2 separate regions of the Homo sapiens genome follow, and region 2 is linked to region 1. The links are chromatin loops, found by intact Hi-C in ENCODE. Cell type or tissue: OCI-LY7. All regions are shown on one strand. Links, peaks and the distances in the headings refer to the core of each region. The heading gives the core; the rest is flanking DNA.

Region 1 (4,394 bases), core at 193-4,192:
CTTTCAATACATAATACAAATTATGGTGGGAAGAAAAGATCCCAGGGAAGTCAGCGAGGAAGACCCTCCCTTCCCTTATTCCAAGCCACTGCAGGCATCCCTGGCCTGCAACATATACTCTTCTTGGCAAGGCAATCCAAAATGCTCTCTGACCCCTTCACAGGAAAGAGATTGAGCCCTTCATCCCTGCCCCAACTGTTGCTGCTTGGACACTAAGAGAGAGGCTAGAATAGCAAGGGTTTCCCTCAACAGCAGGACTGTTGACCTAAGGTAGAAAGGTGGCTCTCCTGGGTTCCTGCCACCTGGCTCTGCCCTTCTCAGCACTGCTACTGCCTCTGCAAGAGCCTTCTCTCGCCTTCGACCTCAGTCAGAAAGGAAAACATGCACTCGGGGCTTCTTTTGGTTTAGATAGGCTCTCCCCTCCAGAGCACAGGAGTGAGGAGCAAAGGATGTCTGCATGACATTTTCTCCAGTGCTTGCTACGGGGAGACAAGAAGAACACCACTGCCCAAAAGTTCCAGAGGGGAATGCCACTCAAGGCCATGGGCCCCAGGCAGCCCGTTACTATGCAGATGGCAGCCTCCTGGTGCAGAGGACTGATGTGAATCCTCAGAAAGCCTAGAGGTGCCATTCTGCAGCCACCTTCTCCATTCTAGCAGCACATTTTTCTCCCCACCACACCTCCCAGAGGAAGAGGACCCTCCTCATCCTCTATACTCCTGTTGCCAGATGAGTCTCCCTGGGTGTTTCACATTTTTGCATGCCTTGCAGTCTTTGCATGTCTGCCTTCCCTTTGTTCTGGGTTACCTTTTCAACAATGTTGGTGAAATGAACAGCCTTGGAAGACAAACAATAGTGTCTTTCTCCAAAGCAATGGGCAGTTTGCTTACACTGCTTACAACAAAGGGCAGTTGCTTGGAAGATAGAAAGAGCAGCTCTTTCCAGAGCAAATGGGTAGGCAGGCTTACTGCCCATTGTCAAACATTCAGGGTCCCCAAGCTCAGAGATTGTCATGAATTGCAAGCCACTGCTTGTGCAGGTGTCATCCGGCCCCACATGCTAGGACTTAGGGCAAGGAAATGTGGGTACTATGGCTATAGTGATTGTTGTAAATAATAACACGGCTTCTAGCTAGGCACAGTGGTTCATGCCTGTAGTCCCAGAACTTTGGGGGTGCTGAGGCAGGAGGATCGCTTGAGCCCAGGAATTTGAGGCTGCAGTGAGCGATGATTGCATCACTGCACTCCAGCCTGGGCAACAGAGTGAGACCCTGTCTATAAAAAAAAAAAATACATAACACAGCTCCTGCCAGTATCCATATCCACTAGTCTGTGACGGCGCAACGCATTAGCTGGCAAGTAAAGTACCAGACCCCTCCAGGGCGTTGACACTCCCTAGTGCTGGGCTGAGGGCACATCAGCCCCTCTCCTCTCCCCCTGCCACAGCTTACTTCTGTGAAGGCCTCTCGTGTCCTGAGCACTTCAATTTTATTTTATTTTATTATTATTATTATTTCTGAGACAGAGTCTCACTCTGTCGCCCAGGCTGGAGTGCAGTGGCGTGATCTTGGCTCACTGCACCCACCGCTTCCAGGGCTCAAGCAATTCTCCTGCCTCAGCCTCCCGAGTAGCTGGGATTACAGGTGATCACCACCACACCCAGCTAATTTTTGTATTTTTAGTAGAGACGGGGTCTCGCCGTGTTGGCCAGGCTAGTCGCGAACTCCTGACCTTAAGTCATCTGCCTGCCTCAGCCTCCCAAACTGCTGGTAAAGGCATGAGCCACCGCGCCCGGCCAAATTTTATCAACTCAATTAACATCAAATTTAGAAATGTAAAGATTTTATTTCCAGTTTGACGATAAGCTGCCTGCCCTGTGACAGACCACTGAAAAATTCAGCTGTGGCTGACACCTAGGAATTTGCAGTTACAGGACGTTTCCAAGTTCCATATGCGATGTCATAGTGCCGCCTGCTGGCTCCTGTCTCACAGGAATGCTACACATGCAGACGGTGGGTCTGACCCCGCAGCTCACACACAGTTCACGGATGAACCTGAGGAAAGTAGGAATGAAGCTCACAAATGTCATGTAGAACAAAAGGAGCTGGGTAGGAAAAGTATAGATTGTGTAATTTCATGTACAGGAAGCACAAAACAAGTGAAACTTCACAAAACAAGTGAAACTAACTGTACCAGTCAAGGTTTCGCAGAGAACTAATGGGAGATCTATGGATATATTTTAAAGGAATTTATTTAAGGGAATTGGCTCATGTGATTGTGGGGCCTGGCTGGTCTATAATCTGTAGGGCAGGTCAGCAAACCAGAAAAAGTCTGGTAGGATTTCTGTGTTACAGACTTGAGGCAGAATTCCTTCTTTTTCCCTGCTCTCTTGAGAGTCTTTGCTCTCAAGTCCTTCAACTGAATGGGTGAGGCTCACTCTCATTATTGAGGGTAATCTCCTTAAAGTCAATGGATTGTAGATATTAATCATACCTACAAAATATCTTCACAGCAACTTCTAGACCTAGTGTTTGAGCAAACAACTGGGCACCATAGCTTAACCACAGTGACACATAAAATTAACTACTGCAGGCTGGGCGCGGTGGCTCACGCCTGTAATCCCAGCACTTTGGGAGGCCGAGGTGGGTGGATCACGAGGTCAAGAGATCAAGACTATCCTGGCCAACATGGTGAAACCCTGTCTCTACTAAAAATACAAAAATTAGCTGGGTGTGGTGGCGCGCACTTTAGTCTCAGCTACTTAGGAGGCTGAGGCAGGAGAATCACTTGAGCCTGGGAGGCTGAGGTTGCAGTGAGCCGAGATCACACCTCTGCACTCCAGCCTGACAACAGAGTAAGACCCTGTCTCAAATAAATAAATAAATAAATAAAATTAACTACTGCAGTCAACTGTTTGTCAACGTGGCACCTCTACATATCTCCTTAAACTATACTTAATCTCCAGATAACAGCAAAATCATACTTGCACCTCACCTGATTCAACTATCTTGGGTAAAACCAGAGACACACTAAACCTTCCCCAGAAGAGGACGTAGGGTTCTTGGGTCATGTTTACTCTTCTCTTTGGTATCCTGTAACTGAAATATTAAGATATGTCTTATGTAATATAAGGGAATAAGAGAGAGAAGAAGACAAATATATTTTCTAAACACACACACACACAACACATTTGTAACCAAATAAGGAAGAAATACTCGTAACAATTACAGTCCCCATTTTTGTAACTGGCCATGTGGTTTAGCTGGTATTTATAACCATCTGCTTCCACTACCCATTCCAGATTCCCTTTGCCCTCAGCAAGCACCTCAGCTGGTCATGGTTTGTCACCTGGTGGGGTGACCCAAACCTTCCTTCCTGAAGAGTTTGGACCATTTAGTAGTATGGCCTGAATTAGGTTGTTATAGTTTTCCATTGATCTGAATCACAGTGCAGAGTAACATTGAGATCTCCTGTACTCCAGATGCACTCTTACTTACCTCCGTCGGGGAGTAGCAGCCCAATTTTCCCTTGGTAGCCAGGACCAATCACCCCAGAAAACACAGCAGCTCCCTTCTTAGCCTGTTGACTCAGAAGCATGAGGAGCCCCAAGTGGCTGGGTGGCACGTTAACTGAGAGTTTGGTGGAATCACTGTTGTGTTTCCTGGTGGAAGCACTCTTCCCTTTGGAACTAAGACTTTTAGATCAGCAGAGCATTAGGTTACAGAACAGGAAGAAAACATTTTGCTAGTGGGTCAGTATAGGGGTAATAGTGAATGGTGCCAACTCCATTTCCATCCCTTGATTCCTGGACTTATGTATCATGGCTATTGGCGAAGCAGCACCCTATATTGGATGCTAACTTATATTTATTTATTTTGAGACAGGGTCTTGTTCTGTCACCCAAGCTGGAGTACAGTGGCATGATCAAGGCTCACTGCAGACTTGGCCTTCCGGGCCCAAGTGACCCTCCCATCTCAGCTTCCTGAGTAGCTGGGAGTACAGCTGCATGCCACCACGCCCAGCTAATTTTTAAACTTTTTTTTTTTTTTTTTTAAATAGAGACAGGGTCTTGCTATGTGTCTCAGGCTGGTTTCAAACTCCTGAGCTCAAGCGATCCCCCAACCTCAGCCTCCCAAAGTACTGGGATTACAGGCATGAGCCACCACCCCCAGCCCCTTGGGTGCTAATTCAGAGCATACACAACCTCCTGGAGAATATTGCCCCAGCCCTGCAAGGCATTACCACCTACCTGACACTGTATCTGAGTCTTCAAAACGCCGTTTCACTGTTCTGATCAAGGCACTCACTTCACAGCAAAAAAAAGTGCAGCAATGGGCACAGGCTCTTGGAAGTCACTGGTCTCACCATGTTCCCCACCATCCTGAAGCAGTAGGC
Region 2 (4,394 bases), core at 309-4,308, 220 kb after region 1:
CCTGCAGTTTTGGATTCTTAGAGAGCTCACATATTGCCATCTTATTAGGATCAGTCACTGGTTCCTTGCTTTTTCTATTTGGGGAGGTCATGGTTCCCTGTTCACAGTTGTTTCTTGTGGATGTAGTCTACATCTTTGCATTGAGGGATTAGTTATTTAAGTCTTCTTTGTCTGGCTTGTATTGGGTATGTTTCTGTAGAGCTTCTTTACCACTAGGTTGCCTGGCTCCTTTACAGCTGTAGGTGGTGCCTTAAATCCAGGTTCACCAAGCTGTAATAAATGATATGAATGCTGCCCTTCTTGAATGGGGGAGGCCCCAAAGAGGATATTCCAGCAGTATCGGAAGGCTGGCAAAGGGTTTATGCCCAGGAGACCTGTGAAATCAATCTTTTACATGTGGTGCTGCTGAACAGCCTCTCTGATTTGGTGTCTTCTTTAGCCAAGTTACAGAGCAGAGTTTCCAGGGCTGAGGATGGTTGTCCTGCCTGCCCATTTTGTCTCTGCCTGTCCCCAAGGATATTTCTCCCTTCTGGCACTCATAATGCTTTCCATGGGCTAAGGCAGGGTCAAATGTGCCAGAGAATCCAAGATGGTGGGGGACCTGGTTGTCCACCTTGATCGCAGTTTTTCCAGTGTAGAAACTGTGAGTTGGGGGAAAATATTTCCACGTGCTTGGTGATAGGCCGAATGAGGGGACGGGCATCACAGATGTGGAAGTCCAGTTCTCTTTCTGTCTGCTCAGAGTATCTTTATTTATCTGTGGCCCTGGGAACTATCTCATCTTCATTTTTGAGTTCTGAGATATTGCTGATGAGACTCTCAGTGCTGTATAGATATATTTTTCAGTTTTCTGGGGCAGGGGGTTGAGGGGAGTGAAACCAGCTTGCTTCTACACTGCCATTTTGAAACAGGAAGTTCTTGCCTTCAAGTCTGAAGACAATTTTACTGGCTGTAGTATTCTTGGTTGGCAGTTTTTTTCTTTTAGCACTCTAAATAGATCATTCTACTACTTTCTGGCCTATAATGTTTCTCCTTAGAAATTACTGATAGTCTCAAGGAAGCTCCCTTGTATATGACAAATCACTTTTTCTTGATGCTTTCAAAATTGTCTTTGTTTTTGACTTCTGACCTGTTTGGACCTGTTTATGTTCATCCAAGTTGGAGTCCTGTGAACTTCTTGAATTTGAATATCTGTTTCCTTCCTCAGATTTGGAAAGTTTTCAGCCATTGTTTTTCCAAATAAGCTCTCTGCCCCTTTCTCTCTCTTATCTCTGCCTGGGACTTTCATATGACATGTATTGGTTGGCTTGGTGGTGTTGTATCATTCCCTTAGGCTTTCTTTACTTTTCATCGTTCTTTTTCCTTTCATTTCTCTACTTTAATAATTTCAAAAAACCTGTCTTCAAGTTTGCTTATTCTTTTGTTGTTTGTTTGCTTGATCAAGTCTGCTGTTGAATCCCTGTAGTGAACTTTTCTTTTTCTTTCTTTCTTTCTTTTTTTTTTTTGGAGACAGTGTCTGGCTCTATCACTCAGGATGGACTGCAGTGGCATGATCTCAGCTCATTGCAGCCTCCACCTCCTGGGCTCAAACAATCCTCCCACCTCAGCTTCCCAAGTAGCTGGGACTCCAGGCACATGTCACCATGCCCAGCTAATTTTTGTATGTTTTTGGTAGAGATGGGGCTTCACCATGTTGCCCAGGCTGGTCTTGAACTCCTGACCTCAAGTGATCTGCCTGCTTTGGCCTCCCAAAGTGCTGGGATTATATGTTTGAGGCACTGTGCCCAGCCCCTGTAGTGAATTTTTCAATTCACTTATTGGATTCATCAGCTCCAGAATTTATGTTTAGTTCTCTCTCTCTCTTTTTTTTTTTTTTTTTTTTTTTTTTGCTGTTTTTATCTCTTTGTCGATAACCTCATTTTGTTCATGCATTGTTTTCCTGATTTAATTTAGTTGTTAATCTGTGTTCTCTTGTTGTACATTGAGTTTCTTTAAGAGAAATATTTGAAATTATTTTTGAGGTAATTCATAGACCTCTATTCATTTAGAGTCAGTTTCTGGAGATTTATTTTGTTCCTTTGATTCAACCATGTTTTCTTGCTTCTCCATGGGTCTTACTATTTTATGCCGTGATTTGTGCATTTGGAAAACCAGCCACCTATGGCAGTCTTTTAGGACTAACTTGATAAAGGGAAAACTTTCACCAATCATCTGGGTTGGAGATTCCAGAAGCCTCTCAAACCTTTGGGATGTGTTCTCTCTGGGCGTGTGCATGTCATTTCCCAGTTAGAGGGGTTTTCTGGTTTCTTTTTCTGGAGCTTGTAATCTCTTACTCCCTCTGGTGTCTGTACGAAGTATTGCAGGTTCTTTGGAGCTGCAAGAAGCCACTGAGCTCTTTTGTTCTCTGTGGCTCCCAGGATATCCAAAGTATATCAGCTCCATCAGTGATCCAATTCAAGTGAGACAAAAACCGTTGCCTCAGGCAGCCCCTGAAAATTAGACTGTTGGACACATGCTCCAGTCTTCTCTTTTTCCCTTGACGGAGAAGCTGTGAACGGGGTGCTTTCTGCTGATTGTGCTGCTTTGAGGAATGGCTTTTGGGGTTGAAATAAAATGGCTTTTGTTACCTTTTTCAAAGTGGCTGTTCTGGCTTTGAGTTTGCCTGGGGTGCTGCCACTTCTTAAATGGTTTCTGGAGTTCTCATGCAGACTTTTTGGACCATATATTGTTAAGTCAGTGTCTTGGGAGGAATGACACTTGAGGCGTCTTATTCCACCATGTTGGTGATGCCACTTCCTTGTGGTGACTTATATGACAGCAATAGAAAACAAATATGAGCGTCACAGGGAAGCAGTGAATAAAATTCACATGGTGAAGAGCTAGAGGACCACTGCTTCTAAGGAGTCATGTCCTTCGCAGGCCTGAGCCTCATCCCCTTCCTTCACTGTGAACAGAGAAATCGGCCAATTGCCAAACATACACTGAGTGTCTCTCTTGCATAAAGTGCTGCTGACCAGTGTTCTAGGGGTCCCAGTCTATGCGTTCTGGCGGTGGCACTCTTGTTGGGGATGCAAAGGGTCCCCAGTTGTTGCAGTCACTGGGTGAGAGGTGTCCCAATGTGGGGATGAAGGAAGGGCCTGTGGCCTGATGCAGGCAGGGGAGGCACCATCGGAGGGCAGGGCTTGAGCCAGCTGCTGGGGGACTCCAACAGTGCAGGAATGGGAGGAATATTCCAGGGCGGGATGCGAGAATAGGAAGTGATGTGTGTGTGTGGCAGGGGTGGTAAAATATACACCTCATACATTTACCATTCTAACCATTTGTTTTTTTGTCTTTTTTTGAGACGGAGTCTCGCTCTGTTGCCCAGGCTGGAGTGCAGTGGCAACATCTCGGCTCACTGCAAACTCCGCCTCCCGGGTTCATGCCATTCTCCTGCCTCAGCCTCCCGAGTAGCTGGGACTACAGGCGCCTGCCACCGCGCCTGGCTAATTTTTGTATTTTTAGTAGAGACGGGGTTTCACCATGTTAGCCAGGATGGTCTCGATCTCCTGACCTCGTGATCTGCCCGTCTCGGCCTCCCAAAGTGCTGGGATTATAGGTGTGAGCCACTGCGCCCAGCCCATTCTAACCATTTTTAAGTGTCCAGTTCAGTGGTGTGAAGTGAGATGTGTTTTTGAGTAGGAAGTGGTTTATTTTGGCAAGGGTAATCCAGGGTTGGCTCTTTCAATGGCTAAAGGACTAAAATCCTCTCAGAGAAAAAAGTAAAAGGGCTGCTTACCAGGCAGTAAATCCTTAAACAAGTGTGCATTGCTTACAGTATTGGCTAAGGAGATGATAATTTGACTTGAATAATCTTGCAAAGTGAGATGAGATCCCCACTTCCCAGATAAGGAAGCTGAAGGTCTGATTAAGTGACCTGCTCCAGTTGCACAGGAGGTGGGGGCATATCCAGTACCAGAGCCCAGGTCTCTACATCCTTCCTCTAGGCCTCTTTTCTCTCCCCCTTGATGGCTGGCCTGCCCCCTAGACCGACTGTTTCTTGGTCTGTGTACAAAAGTACCTTCCGAGGAGAATGCAGGGTGCCAGAGGTTAGCGGCAGGGAACAGCAGTGTTTGGACTCCAAGCTACGGGAGCCACGCATTCTGTCCTCAGGGTATCACCACCCCATTCTAGACACCAATGAGGACAGGGCTTAGCATGTCGAGACGAGGGGTTTGAATTTCATGTTTGTGTGCGTTCCGTTTGTTGGGAGGCACTGTCCCTTCAGTGTTGTCATTCATAGTGACACCCTCTGCATGGTGCTGGTTGCCAGAGGCAACCTGGAGCCCTGGAGTCAGCATGTCACCGTTGGCACATGGTGCATGGGGAATCACAGAGAGAGTGAGCTGCCTGCT

Evidence for each region. Hi-C counts contacts between places; a loop is a spot of excess contacts. Peaks named below come from ENCODE experiments on the same cell type or tissue, not always from the same donor. Only the 100,000 strongest peaks of a DNase experiment are listed, where the experiment ranks them.
Region 2: a loop joins it to region 1, with 2.5 times the contacts of the local background. A loop is called at or near these places in 4 of 110 quality-filtered maps.

Annotation. Positions count from the first base shown.
Region 1 is chr18:12,932,692-12,937,085 of GRCh38, forward strand. No RefSeq gene overlaps it. Among named protein-coding and RNA genes, the nearest start is that of SEH1L, 13 kb to the right of the region's middle. RefSeq lists a silencer at 579-873. In OCI-LY7, for the core only: CTCF peaks have their summits at 1,969 (motif pointing left) and 2,172; a DNase peak (open chromatin) is centred at 1,970.
Region 2 is chr18:13,157,347-13,161,740 of GRCh38, forward strand. No RefSeq gene overlaps it. Among named protein-coding and RNA genes, the nearest start is that of LDLRAD4, 59 kb to the right of the region's middle. In OCI-LY7, for the core only: CTCF peaks have their summits at 2,342 (motif pointing left) and 2,543; a DNase peak (open chromatin) is centred at 2,335.